Linked DNA regions of Homo sapiens: regions 1 and 3 are each linked to region 2. The links are chromatin contacts, found by Hi-C or POLR2A ChIA-PET in ENCODE. All regions are on one chromosome and are shown on one strand. Each heading gives the region's core, a stretch centred on a gene start or an enhancer-like site at or near the end of the contact. The rest is flanking DNA. Distances are from core to core; before and after follow the strand shown. Region 1 overlaps TSHZ2 (teashirt zinc finger homeobox 2). Region 2 overlaps TSHZ2 (teashirt zinc finger homeobox 2). Region 3 overlaps TSHZ2 (teashirt zinc finger homeobox 2).

Region 1 (4,089 bases), core at 710-3,209, 37 kb before region 2:
TCAGACCAAAGCCTTGGAATTTGGCCTCTAAAGACTTGAAGTCTCTGCATTCCTGATTTTTTCCTTTCTGTATTCCCAATACACAGGATTATTCTGTCTCTGTAGCGCTAAGATGCCTTAAACATAGCAGCGATTTGAGAGGGTTTTGCACTTGCTCTGCAGATTAACCTCTTCCAGTGTGAACATGTCACTGTCTACGTTAACCACTGTCTGGCAACCCGCATGAGATATGCACACTGTTGTCTCTATTTCTCATCTCTCATTTATTTTTCAACCCACCCAGTCTGGCTTCTCCTCCCATTGGTCTACTGTGAATGCTTTTACTAAGTTCACCCAGGAGCTCAGCCAAGTTAAGTCCAGTGTGCATTTTTTCAACTTGCACCTTACTGACTTCTACTAAAAGTAGTTAGTAGAGCTAACCACTTTTTCCCTCTTGAGACACTCTCTTCTCTATTACTTCCTATTTTGACAATCACCCTATGTTGATAGTCTTCCACGCTCTCCAAAAGCTCATGTTTTGCAGACTTTTTTCCTTTTCAATGTTGGATATTGGCCTTTCTCAGGGCTTAGTCTTTCTTCCTCAATAATCTCACCCTAAACATGCTCGTCCACTGCCAGGGGTTCATTATGTTCTATTTGCTAGGACTTTGACATTGATGTAATTGGGTATTATGTTGAAATCCAGATAAGTACCCAATGGTCTTCTCCCTAACTCTTGAACATCAAACTTAACAGTTCCCAAATGGAATTACGATTTTTACCTTTACCAAAATTTTCCCCCACTCCATTATTCCCAGCGTACCTCTAAATTTACCATATAGCCAAGCTCTATTGATTTTTACCACCAAATCTATCTCAATCCACCCACTTCTCTACATCTCTATTGCTGCCAGCCTAGTCTAAGCCACCATCTTTTTGTCACCTGATTATCACAGTAACTACCTCACTGCTGTCCTTGAATCCATCCTCATTCTACTCCAATACATCCAGCAAAATGCAGCCAGGGTATTTTTCAAAGATAATTTATGATGTAATCCTGTGACTAAAAACCTATAATAATTCCTCCATGCTCAAAGACCACATCGAAAAGTGTTAACATGATCCCAAATATGCCAGAGTCCCTCTAATCCAGTTTTATCTTGTACCATTTCATGTCTTTTTTCAAGAAATATTTAACGAGTATTTATTAGGTGTCAGGCATACTGTAGTTCTTGGACTTGGCAAATCTTCTACAATGAACAAGTATTACTCAAAATTTTAATTTAAAAAATGTCTAGGTGTTCATTCAAAGGAATAGAAAAAAAGCTGTCATGAAATGGTTAAACCCACATTATTTTCTCTATTCTGAGTAATCCCCCTAAGTGCAAAACTCTTTACTCATATGTTTTTAGATTTTGGGTTTAGATCTTTGACTTCAGGAAATCTCCCTTTCTTAGCGTGAACACACAGATTTTGCAGTCTAAAGCTGGATTCGTGATTGATAGAAGCTCTTCGCATGTCATTCTCCCTCCTTTCCGATAGATTCACTCTCAGAAACAGTCATGCAAACTCTGCCTACGCATTCAGTAAATTGGAGAAGTTGACATTCTAAACATCTAAAAGGTAAGGATTTGGGTAACAGAAACTCACCCACATTGTACACAGGGCACATTTCAATTTTCTGCTGCAGTACTCAGAGGAGATTAGAGTGTTCACAAAGTTAAGAAATTTCAGAACAGACAGGGAGAGTGAGCAGCCAATTTCCATTGCATCTTTGCAAGTGACTATCAGGAAATTTGTTATTAATTTTGTCCAAGGTGATGTAATCCAAACATTAGTCACCAACCTCCTTTTCAGCGATAACGAATGATCTATTAATTGCCACACTGACTGGCCTTTTGTCAGGCTTTGTTTTTCTTTGACCTTTGTGCAGTATTTGATACCTCCACTACCCTGTCTGTGTGACTCAGGCTTGGCTGCTGTGTATGATGTGCCTAAACCTCCTGGGTCGTCCTCCCTTCTGTTTGCCTTTCTATCTCTGGATCATCCAGAATTGCTCCTAATATGTGGACAGGTCCCAAGACTCTGGTCTTGTCAATCTTTTCTCCCCTTGCTAACTCTCCCTTCTCAAACAAAACTAATTCACTCTCACAGCTCCAACTGTACAGATGATCCCCAGAGTATTATCTTTTTTTTTTTTTTTTTGAGGTAGAGTCTTACTCTGTCATCCTGGCTGCAGTGCAGTGGCACAATCTTGGCTCACTGCAACCTTTGCCTCCAGGGTTCAAATGGTTCTCCTGCCTCAGCCTCCCAAGTAGCTGGGATTACACGCACACGCCACCATGCTATTTTTTTTTTGTATTTTAGTAGATACAGGGTTTCACCATGTTGCCCAGGCTGGTATCGAACTCCTGACCTCAAGTGACCCACCCGCCTTAGCCTCCCAAAGTGCTGGGATTACAGGCATGGGCCATCGTGCCTGGCCTCCAGAGCATTATCTTTACCTCTCATCTCTGCTAAGCTCATAGACTTGTGTCTTCAGCACCTGAGAGACTACTTCCACTTGGTCACACTTTTCCTTTCCCCTCTTTTGCTTTTCCATCAGAATTTACCTCTCCACTCTCTCTAAGCCCGAGTTCTCTTAGGAATACCATGATTCTTCCGGATACAAAAATGCAAAACTCTGAAACTGCACATCAGGGTCTTGTTTATAACTCTTTCTTTAATGACTTCCCATCACTCTCTGAATTGCGTCCAAAATGAATTATGCATCTGCAAGTCCCTTTTATAATTTAACTCTTTCCAGCCTTCCAGGATCCTCCATCTAGTCCTTCATCAGGTTGTGTTTTCCTAAGTTCATTGAATGTGCAACATCTTCCTGCCTCATGTTGTCAGCAAATAAGGTACCTGTGCCTAAAATGTTCTCCACTCCATGGCCTGCTCCACCCTCACCTCCCACCATCAACCTAATTTAGTGCTGTTTTTTTCTTTTTTAGCTGTGAGCTTTGACATCACTCATCTCAGTAAGCCCTCAGTGATCTTCAGACTGGGTCAGGACCTCCGCATCGCTTGTATGGAATCTGGCCCAGTCCTTTCATAGTATTAAGCACAACTGAAACGTGCAGTCTGATACTGGTTTCCCCACTAGATTGTGAGCTCTGTGAAGGCAAGGACTTGCTCATCTACTTTCATCCAGTGCCTGGCACACAATAGGGCCTCAGTAAGTTGAACAAATGAATGAATGAATTAAATCACACTTTGGTGACTCCATTATCAGCCATGTGCAGTTTGCCAGCAAATTCAGCAATTTTTCTGGTTAATATCACTCCACCCTTCCTTCCTGTCTCCATCATCCTTTCTGCTGTCATCCAGTCCAGGCTCTCATCATCTCTTGCTTGGATCACTGTAAGAGCTCAACTGTTTTCTTCAGATCTCTCTTTGCTGTGATTAGTTTTGTAAACTACTGCCAGATTAATCCTTCAAAAAATTCTTTGTGTTATTCCTTTGCTCAGTAATCCTTGACCACTCTTTTCTGTCTACAGAACAAAGTGAAAAGTGTCCTAGGGTCTCAGAGTCGAAAGGAACCTTGAAGATCATCTGGTGTAACCACCTCTCGCTAGAAGTGAGGAAAGCGAGGTCAAGAGGGGTTGGGTGACTTGCCAAAGAACAAGGAATCAGTGTTTCAGTCTCCAGACTGAATGCAGTTGAGAATGTGCCACTTAAAACACATTCAGTCTCTCCCATTGCATGTAAAGTACAGCCCAAACTCCTTCCCATGGTCCCCAGTCCCAGCAGAACCTGGCTCCCACCGATGGTGGCTGACTTGTCCCAGTGTGCCGTGGACTCTCCCAGTTTAAAAACTGAAAATCCATCACCCCAAGAACTCCCTCAGTCTCCTAGCAGCCTGGGCTGGTGATCACCCTACTCCTTCCTCCACCTTCATTCTCATATCTTATCACGCTCTGCCTTGTTTAGTTCTCACCTGTCCTGCTGCCTTCTGTTTCTAGAACATACTATCCAAACTCATTTTCATCTAGGGCTTTTGCACTTGCTTCTCCCCTCTCTGTGTTTGCCAAGGTTAGTATCAGAAACTAACCTCCCTGATTTGTC
Region 2 (4,513 bases), core at 546-3,045:
TGACTTTCACTTTCTGAAGTGAAAGAACTCGAAATTTGAGTCCCAATTCCATCATTCCCTATGATCTTCATGTTTCATTAGGCAAATTGTTTAAACTCACTTTCCTCATCCATAATAACAATAATAGTACTGCCTCTTTCAAAGCATTGTCAGAATTTATTGAGATTATATATAATAATAGCAGTGTGTGTATATATACGAATGTATATGCCTAGCACACTGAAGTGATTTCTCACAGTTAATAATAAAAATCAAGGGAGTAGGAGGTTCAGAAAAAGTAACGCCAAAATGTGTATACAATCTAACAATTAAAGAACATTGTGTTGCCAGATGATTCAGTACCCTCTAAAAAGATGAACTTCAGATGATCCTAAAATGAACATGATAGAAGGAAAAATATTTTCCCTCACCAAGGAGATTGTAATTAATGTTTGAATCACTCGATGCTTATGAATCCAGCAGAGGGATAAATACCTATATTTATATACATACACACAGAAGATATTAATATATATGCTTTTGAAACATGCCCCCACACATTTATATAAGAGAATGTCATGGGCATATGTTTTTTTTTTCCCACATTTGGGTAATATGCTGCAATGTAGGAGAGGCTTATTTCCTTCCAGGAAAATCTCAGAATGCTCCTCTCTGTTCTTGCTGGGAGGAACTTGCCACCATAATCAGATTTCCTGGAAAACAGACTTCCAATTCACCTGAAATGCTTCAAAGAAGTTAGAAGAAGGAATGAGCTCATGCCAGTAGGGCTGCTTTAGGCAGTGGGTATCAAGGATCATCTCGATCCTGTTTTAACACTTTTCTTTCAAGTTTCAGGAGACTCGTGGCATGGATTTTGCAGAAAGGCGAATCTGTATTCAAATGCTGGCTCTGCCACTTACCAGCTGCATACTTTTGGCCAGCTTAACTTCTCTGGGCCTCACCTTCTTCATCTGCAGTGTGGGATAATTACTATGCCACAGGGTTCTCCGAGGATTAACTAAAAGAGTGAGCGTGACTTGGCATCTGTTATATTAGCCTATCCAGTATCTGGTAATTTGACCCTAGTCTTCCTTGAGAAACTGTCCCCTTTATGTCGTTGGTCCTGGAGGGTCACATGGGCTGACTCCTAGGCTGGCTCCAGGGCTGAATGGGTGACCCAGAACTGGCGGATCAGAGAACTGCATTCCCTGGGCAAAGCAACAGGCTTAGGACTGGGCATGGAGACTCAATTCCCAGATGTCTACTAGAAATGTTAAAAAGTAAATCTGGGCTTATTGAGATATTAGGATGTAATCTGATTTTGGCATCTTGCTAGGTCCTGAGAATAGAAGTTTCCAGAAGAAAGCAGAGATGGAAAGAATAAGACCTAATTCTGATGAGTCATTTGAGCCCTTATGTCCAACTTGGCAACGCCAAGGCCTCCCCGGCCTTTTGGAGACATGGGCCATAAATTAATCTTCTTGATTTAAACCCACTGGGTTTCCAATCACTCGAAACTTAGAGTCCTCACTAATAAAATATGCAAAAGGTTCAGTCCACTGTCTGGTAATTAGTGCACAAGGAGCCGGGTGGGCACTTAGGAGACGGCTCAGCTTCCTGCAGAGACTAACCAGTTTCGTTTCCCCTTGGCACCTGAGAAGAGAGGGCTGACTGACAATGCCAGGAGATCAGGTTCATGGCACGGTAAAGAAAGCAGCTGCTGTGTGAATAGGAACAACAGGAACCCTGAGCCCAATTTACTCATACTTGGCACCGTGCCAGGCTGTGGGGTGTCAAACTCGGGGAGGGAGCAAATGCTGCGCCTAAGGAAGGCTGAGCTGATGCAACCTGGGCCCCACTGTGGGATCAGCTGGAAGACACCGCACCTGGGTAAGGGTCGTTGGGTCCAAGGGTGGACACTAAGTCCCCAAACAAACAGGAAAAACAAAACAAAATGGACCCTGCCACCAGGTCAGGGCTAAGCCCCCACAACCAGGCTTCCGTGAAAGGCTAAGGCCTCACTTTGATGATAAAATGCACAGGGAAGAACACGTGGCCAGGGACAGATGCAGCAATGATGGGTGGGGGGACGGGGTGGGAGCAAACTGCACTCAGAGAGCCCAGTTTGTATCCCAGCTTCTCTGCTCTCAAGTTGTGTAACCTCATTCATTTATCCATGCCACCCCTTGGCTCAAAACCCTTCCATGGCTCCCATTGCATTTGACACCAAAGGCTGAGATATTTAGCACAGCCCACAAGCCTTTGCACCACTTACCCCACACCTGCCCTCTGATTTAGCCCTCCTCCCTCCACACCAGCCACACAGGTGCCATGCGGCTCCAAATTGACCAACATGACTCTGCCCCAGGACTTTTGTGCTTCTTCCTGGAACATGTTTCTCCTAGACATCACCATGACTTGCTCCTTTACTTCATTCAGGTCTCACCTTGTCAGACAGGCCTCGTCTCTGGGCTGATTGCTTTACCCCACCACCACTGTGCATCTCTCCCTGAGGTCCTAACTAACTATTCACTGTTTTTGTTTTTTTAGACGGAGTCTTGCTCTGTCTCCAGGCTGGAGTGCAGTGGCTCGATCTTGGCTCACTGCAGCCTCCGCCTCCTGGGTTCAAGCGATTCTCCTGCCTCAACCTCCCGAGTGGCTGGGGCTACAGGCCTGCACCTCCACGCCTGGCTAATTTTTGTATTTTTAGTAGAGACAGGGTTTCACTGTGTTAGCCAGGATGATCTCAATCTCCTGGCCTTGTGATCCGCCCACTTTGGCCTCCCAAAGTGCTGAGATTACAGGTGTGAGCCACCACAGCCGGCCCTCTTCACTGGTGTGTGTGTGTGTGTGTGTGTGTGTGTGTGTGTTTGAGATGGAGTCTAGCTCTGTCACCCAGGCTAGAGTGCAGTGGCACAATCTCTGCTCACTGCAACCTCCTCCTCCCAGGTTCAAGCAATTCTCATGCCTTAGCCTCCCCAGTAGCTGGAATTACAGGTGCCTGCCACCACACCCAGCTAATTTTTTGTGTTTTTAGTGGAGACGGAGTTTCACCATGTTGACCAACTATTCACTCTTTTGCTTAGTATCTGTCTTTCCCTCCTAGAGTAGAGATTTTTATTTGTTTTGTTCACTGCTGTATCCCCAGTGCCTAGAGCAGTGTCAAGTGCACAGAAAGAGGCCTATAAATATTTGTTCAATTTATTTGGTTAACACATATTTAATAAAGATCTACCTGTACCAGGTGTGAATACAACAGCATCGAGAGAGAAAAAGGTACTGACACTTGTTGTTGAGAAATATTCATGTAGACAAATTAAAGAACAACAAGAGTGTGGAAAGTTCTCTGGGGTGATCAAGGATGGCTGGGAACAGGGAGTATTTTTAATCAGATGATCGGGGTAGGTTCCAAAGTGGATGAAGTCACTGAGATGGTGAGAAAGCACATCCCCCCATGTGTAGACCAAGAAGGAGAAGGGTTCCAGATGGCAGGAATGAAAAGTGTAGGGAGGTGGAAGTGGGTGGATCACCTGAGGTTGGAAGTTCGAGACCAGCCTGACCAACACGGAGAAACCCTGTCTCTACTAAAAATACAAAATTAGCCGGGCATGACTGTAATCCCAGCTACTTGGGAGGCTGAGTCAGGAGAATGGCTTGAACCCGGGAGGCAGAGGTTGCTGTGAGCCGAGATCGCACCATTGCACTCCAGCCTGGGCAACAAGAGTGAAACTCCATCTCAAAAACAAACAAACAAACAAACAAACAAAACAAAACAAACAAACAAAAAAAAAACAAGAAGTGAAAAGGCCCTTGGACCCAGAAGAACTTTGTTAGAATACCTATTCTAACAAATACATATGTCTGCATGAGTATCTCTCAATAACAACAGTCAGTACCTTTATCTCTCTGGATGCTCTTTTATTCACACCTGGTACAGGTAGACCCTCATTAAATATGTGTTAAGCAACATGTGTTAAAAAGCGGTTGGTGTAGCCAGAGGAAGGAAAGGCTGGACATGGGACAAAGTTAAAGAAGTAGACAGAATGAGAGCTTGGGGAGGCACCTAAAGGAGGGGCCAGGGTTTGGGATTTTCTAAGAAAAGGCAGCCATTATGTCATCACTTTCAGATCCATTTCTCCTGTGAAATGGAGATGATCAATACTCTTAGTGAGAAGAGGATTCAGCAGGAAAGGCATTCATCATGCCTAGCACAGTGCTTGGTAGGAGTAGACAGGCCGTAAACAGCAACCCTCCACTCTTCCCCAGGGGAGAAACCCAATCTTCCTGTAAGGCCCAAGTTAGCTGGGATAGTAAGCTTCTGCTTCTCAAACCCAAAGGCTTATTGATGGAGATGACTAGAAATGAACTTTAAGGATCAAGCAGGTTTCAAGTACAACATTCAAATTCTGGGCAGTTTCTTTTTTTTTTTTTTTTTTTTTTTTTTTTTTTTTTTTTTTTTGAGACGGAATCCCGCTCTTGTCGCCCAGGCTGGAGTGCAGTGGTGCGATCTCAGCTCACTGCGACCTCCGCCTCC
Region 3 (3,951 bases), core at 940-3,439, 40 kb after region 2:
CACTGACTTAATATTTAGGAAAAAATTTCACACACACACACACACACACACACACACACACACACACACCATCCCTGGAGAAAAACAGGAGGCTGATGAAATAAAATAGAACCCCAGGTAGACAGGCAGGATGTTTCTCCCCACAATGAAGGACAGTACCTGGACGGTGAACTAAATTTCATACTGGAAGTGCTTAGAAAAAGAATTTAGTTTTGACATTTTGTTATCTCTTAAGCTCGAGGCAGCTTTATTAGATAATGTATTTGTCCTTTAGTGTGTCTCTTATTATGTCTACAACGTAGAAGCACAATTTAGAGCTGTCCATTACATTATGAAGTCATTGGTTAGCAACTGGGAAGGAATCCCAGCTGTTCTCTCAAGTCCTAAGGTTTATGAAGCCTCATAATCAATAGGCCCTGGGAATGCAAGGTGATGGCCATTTCTTCAGAACATGAAGACTTAGGAATTAAAAAACTGAGATAACTGCTCACAGATAAACTTCTATTGATTTATTAATACACACGTCGTACCTGGAGAATGTGATAAAACTTATGTTCTTTAAAGCTTGCCCGTAGGTCCCAAATACTGTACTGGACATCCTTATACTAAACATTCTTTTATATTATCTGAAATTCAAATTTAACTGTGCATCCTGTTCTTTTTTATAAATTTATTTTTTATAAATAAAAATATTTATTTTCTTTTTTATAAATTTATTTTATTGCTAATTCTGGCAACATCACTTAAGAGGTAACATCAAAAGGTGGGTAAAAGCATAAGATTTCAAGCCAGAGAATGGAGGCTGTGGTTTGGGGCAGACCATGACCTCTCCTTGAGCCTTGGTTTATTTTTCAGGGTAATGGAAAGAATAATCATGCCAGCTTATTTGTTAGGAAGATGAAAAAAAGATAATGTATGACAGTTTCTTTCATTTTGTATTATTTTTAGATTGTGATTGGCTGATGGACGCTCCACAAAGTATGAAATTTACTCAGAGTTAAACCAGAAGGGTCGACAGCACGGGCTTGGAAGTCAGGTACCCCTGGCTAGGTAGATCAGCCTGGCCTCTAAGCAGCTGCAGAAGCTTGGCCGAGTCACCTGACTTCACTGTGTGCCTCTTTGTCATTTCTAACATGGATACCATTATGTCTCTTTACTGGGGTGAGAATTAAAATGCAAAAATTCACCCAAAGCCTGTGTGGCACAGAGTAAGTGTCCAATAAGTTCCGGCTCTCACTTGTACTACAATGAAGTGATGTGAGTTAAGGTGACAAAAGCAACCTTAGATTTTCCTCCCTGGGTTGGTTGTGTGCCTCACAATAGAGCCTGGTGAGTGTTGACAACTTCCGTTTTCTTTTTATACTTCCTTTAAGCCTTGATAAAAAGGTCACAATGATGTTCTTTAGTCCGTTCTCCATCAAAGCAGTGAAATATCATCCAAGCAGCTCAGGAACTCCGTTCTAGACAAGCCTTCTCAAAACCACAGCTATGCCACTATCAAACAATGATACTCTGTTTATGAAACTCAATAGGGAAGACATACGTAACGTTAAACCTTCCTGAAATGTCACACACTTTTAAACAAGTGTTTTAGTTGTGCATGTTTTACCTCTTTTCTTTCAAAATGAAACAGAAGACGAGGTGGGGCTTTATTTAGTCTGGGGCAAAAGAAAAAGTTTCATCCAGCAGAGTTTAGCTCCCCTGTCAGATGATAAATGAGACAGGTGATTTTTTCGCTTCCTTATTCTTGAAAAAGCTAGCAATGGTGAGAAACAATCATCTTTAGGTCTGAGTGAAGCAAGGGGTCTTCCTTTCTCCTATTTTCCTTTCATCCTCTACCTAGCATTATTTCTTCTCGAATGTGTTTTTAACACTAGTTGTTCAAACAGGTCATGAATCCTTTCTCCTTCCTTGATATACATTTTGACTGTTGCCAGAAACTACCTTTGATGTGTTCCTGTAGAGAATAACACAGGCTTTCCTGTTTGTCTCAGAGCTGCTGAACTGAAGCTTCAACTACAGAGAACAAAACCATCTGCATTTAAAAAAATATCAGCACCCCCTCCCAAACACACACACACACACACACACACACACACACACACACACACACACACACGCACATGAACGCACACACAACATTGTCATTGTAAACCCAGACCGGGTCTCTCTGGGGTTCATAGAGTTCCTGTTGTGCCTCTCTTGGTTGTTTTAATGTGAGTTTTCATCACGCTACTCCTCATCTCTGCTATCTGTGTCTTAAAATAGCAACAGTCATTATCAGATGGCTGTCCCCCTCTTCCACTCCTGGCTGAACTAGAGAGCCTCTCAGATTTCCCCACCAAACCTCTGAATCCATCTGAGGTTTGCTCATCTGTCTTTCTAAGTCAGCAGAAGGAAAAACACAGGAAGACTGTGCCTTGAGCTATAACGAACCCTGGACATCCCCCAGCTTGTGTCAGTATCTCCCGAGGAAACTTTTCATGGAATCAGAGCGCTGGAAGAGACCTCAAGAGATCAAAAAGTCCTGAAAAACAAGGGTTCTAAGAAACTGAGAATCACAGAATATTAAAAATGCAAAAAGCTTCCGTCATCTCATCTCCTATCTTTCTCATCCAGGTGAAATTGTTTCCATTATTTTGACTTTTCCCTATTCATCCCACTTTCTGATCCTATAACAGTGTTTATCCCATTTCTATAACTTGCATGATTTCTGTTTTATCTCCATACTGCCTGTATTATTATTTTTTAAAAATTGATTTCAAAAAGATTCATTTTTTTCTTTACATTGGATTGAGCAGTAACATCCATGAAATCAGTTTTAATATATTAGTTTTACTTTCCCCTTCTATTACACAGCAAATGAAACCATAATTATTTTAAAAATTCATGCTTCTACCACCTAAAACAATCACTCATATGACTGTCCTACACATACAACAAGTTGGAAAAAAATACACTAGGGCAGAAGCCAGCAAACTTTTCCAATAAAGGACCAAATAGTAAATTTGAGCTTTGCAGGCCAAGAGACAAAATTTAAGATATTATATAGGTACTTATATAACCTAAGAAAACTAATTTTCACATTTCCTCCCAATCATTAAAAAATGTAAAAACCATTCTAACCCATAGGTCATACAAAAACAGGTGGCGTTTAGCTCACAGGTCACAGTTTGTCAACCCCTGCTTGAAACATATATCTGATACTTACTTGAACCTTCTCTGAAATGTCTATAATGGTGAGTGAGACAGAAAAAGACTCATTGGACGTCTGCGAAGATGAACTATTTGGACATCATAAGTGTTTAGCATAACACCAGGCACAAACAACATTACTCAATAAATATTAGCTGTTGTTTTCATTACCATCATCATCGTCACCATCTTCTTCTCTCTTAGTGGGGTTGGTTAACCACTGAGTATGTGGCTTGGCACACAGTAGGCACTCAGTGAAAGCTAGATGGTGTTATTATTTCACATGGTTGGGGTATACAGCATCTCAACCATTTGAGCACATCAGACTTAACTGTAGGATTTTTTAAAAACACACATGCTGGTTTTCCACCCCCAGAAATCCCAGTTTGCCCAAGGAAAAGCTGAGCACATGACTTTTTTTTGAAAGCTCTAGAGGCGATTCTGATGATTCCAGTCACAAACCAGTGGCTGATAGAGGGAGGAAAATCTGGGCAACAGGGTAGGAAATCCCAATCTCTAGACTGGCCGTTTGCTCTGCTCAGTTTTATGGTCACATACGACACCAGCTGGTGCTTAGCCCACTTTGGAAATGTTGGATTCCATCTGTCAGTCAGTCATCAACCGATGCTAACTGAGGAGACCTATCGCACACTGGCCCTTGAGCCAAGTGCTCAGATACAAAAATGAAGGAGGCAAAGGCTCTATGGTTTATAGCCCCCTTCCCTCACCTTCCCTCCCTTTGCCACCCTTTGTTTT

Evidence for each region. A loop is a pair of places that touch in the nucleus more often than their neighbours do. ChIA-PET counts read pairs that join two places held with the same protein, here RNA polymerase II (POLR2A). Pooled maps may share reads with other maps.
Region 1: a loop to region 2 is called in a map of endometrial microvascular endothelial cells, with 4 times the contacts of the local background. The contact joins two enhancer-like sites. A Hi-C loop is called at or near these places in 6 of 168 maps with a recorded cell type or tissue (MCF 10A, chondrocyte, endometrial microvascular endothelial cells and 2 more), 3 of 37 single-sample maps with no recorded cell type and 10 of 50 pooled maps. POLR2A ChIA-PET finds 5 or more read pairs at or near these places in 7 of 52 experiments (HCT116, MCF 10A, OCI-LY7 and 3 more).
Region 3: a map of OCI-LY7 shows a loop between it and region 2 (4-fold over the local background). The contact joins two enhancer-like sites. A Hi-C loop is called at or near these places in 3 of 168 maps with a recorded cell type or tissue (OCI-LY7, breast epithelium and naive thymus-derived CD4-positive, alpha-beta T cell) and 1 of 50 pooled maps. POLR2A ChIA-PET finds 5 or more read pairs at or near these places in 6 of 52 experiments (CD4-positive, alpha-beta T cell, OCI-LY7, activated T-cell and 2 more).

What each region holds. Positions count from the first base shown.
Region 1 is chr20:53,075,506-53,079,594 of GRCh38, reverse strand. All of the region lies in intron 1 of TSHZ2 (teashirt zinc finger homeobox 2), which reads right to left. Among named protein-coding and RNA genes, the nearest start is that of TSHZ2, 110 kb to the right of the region's middle. Within about 2 kb of position 1,959, at least 5 of the 41 ENCODE cell types and tissues checked have a DNase peak (open chromatin) inside an H3K27ac peak, as active enhancers do.
Region 2 is chr20:53,038,118-53,042,630 of GRCh38, reverse strand. The region is part of intron 1 of TSHZ2 (teashirt zinc finger homeobox 2); the gene reads right to left. Among named protein-coding and RNA genes, the nearest start is that of TSHZ2, 68 kb to the right of the region's middle. Within about 2 kb of position 1,795, at least 7 of the 41 ENCODE cell types and tissues checked have a DNase peak (open chromatin) inside an H3K27ac peak, as active enhancers do; they include OCI-LY7, where a contact is called at or near this core.
Region 3 is chr20:52,999,374-53,003,324 of GRCh38, reverse strand. All of the region lies in intron 1 of TSHZ2 (teashirt zinc finger homeobox 2), which reads right to left. Among named protein-coding and RNA genes, the nearest start is that of TSHZ2, 29 kb to the right of the region's middle. Within about 2 kb of position 2,189, at least 6 of the 41 ENCODE cell types and tissues checked have a DNase peak (open chromatin) inside an H3K27ac peak, as active enhancers do; they include OCI-LY7, where a contact is called at or near this core.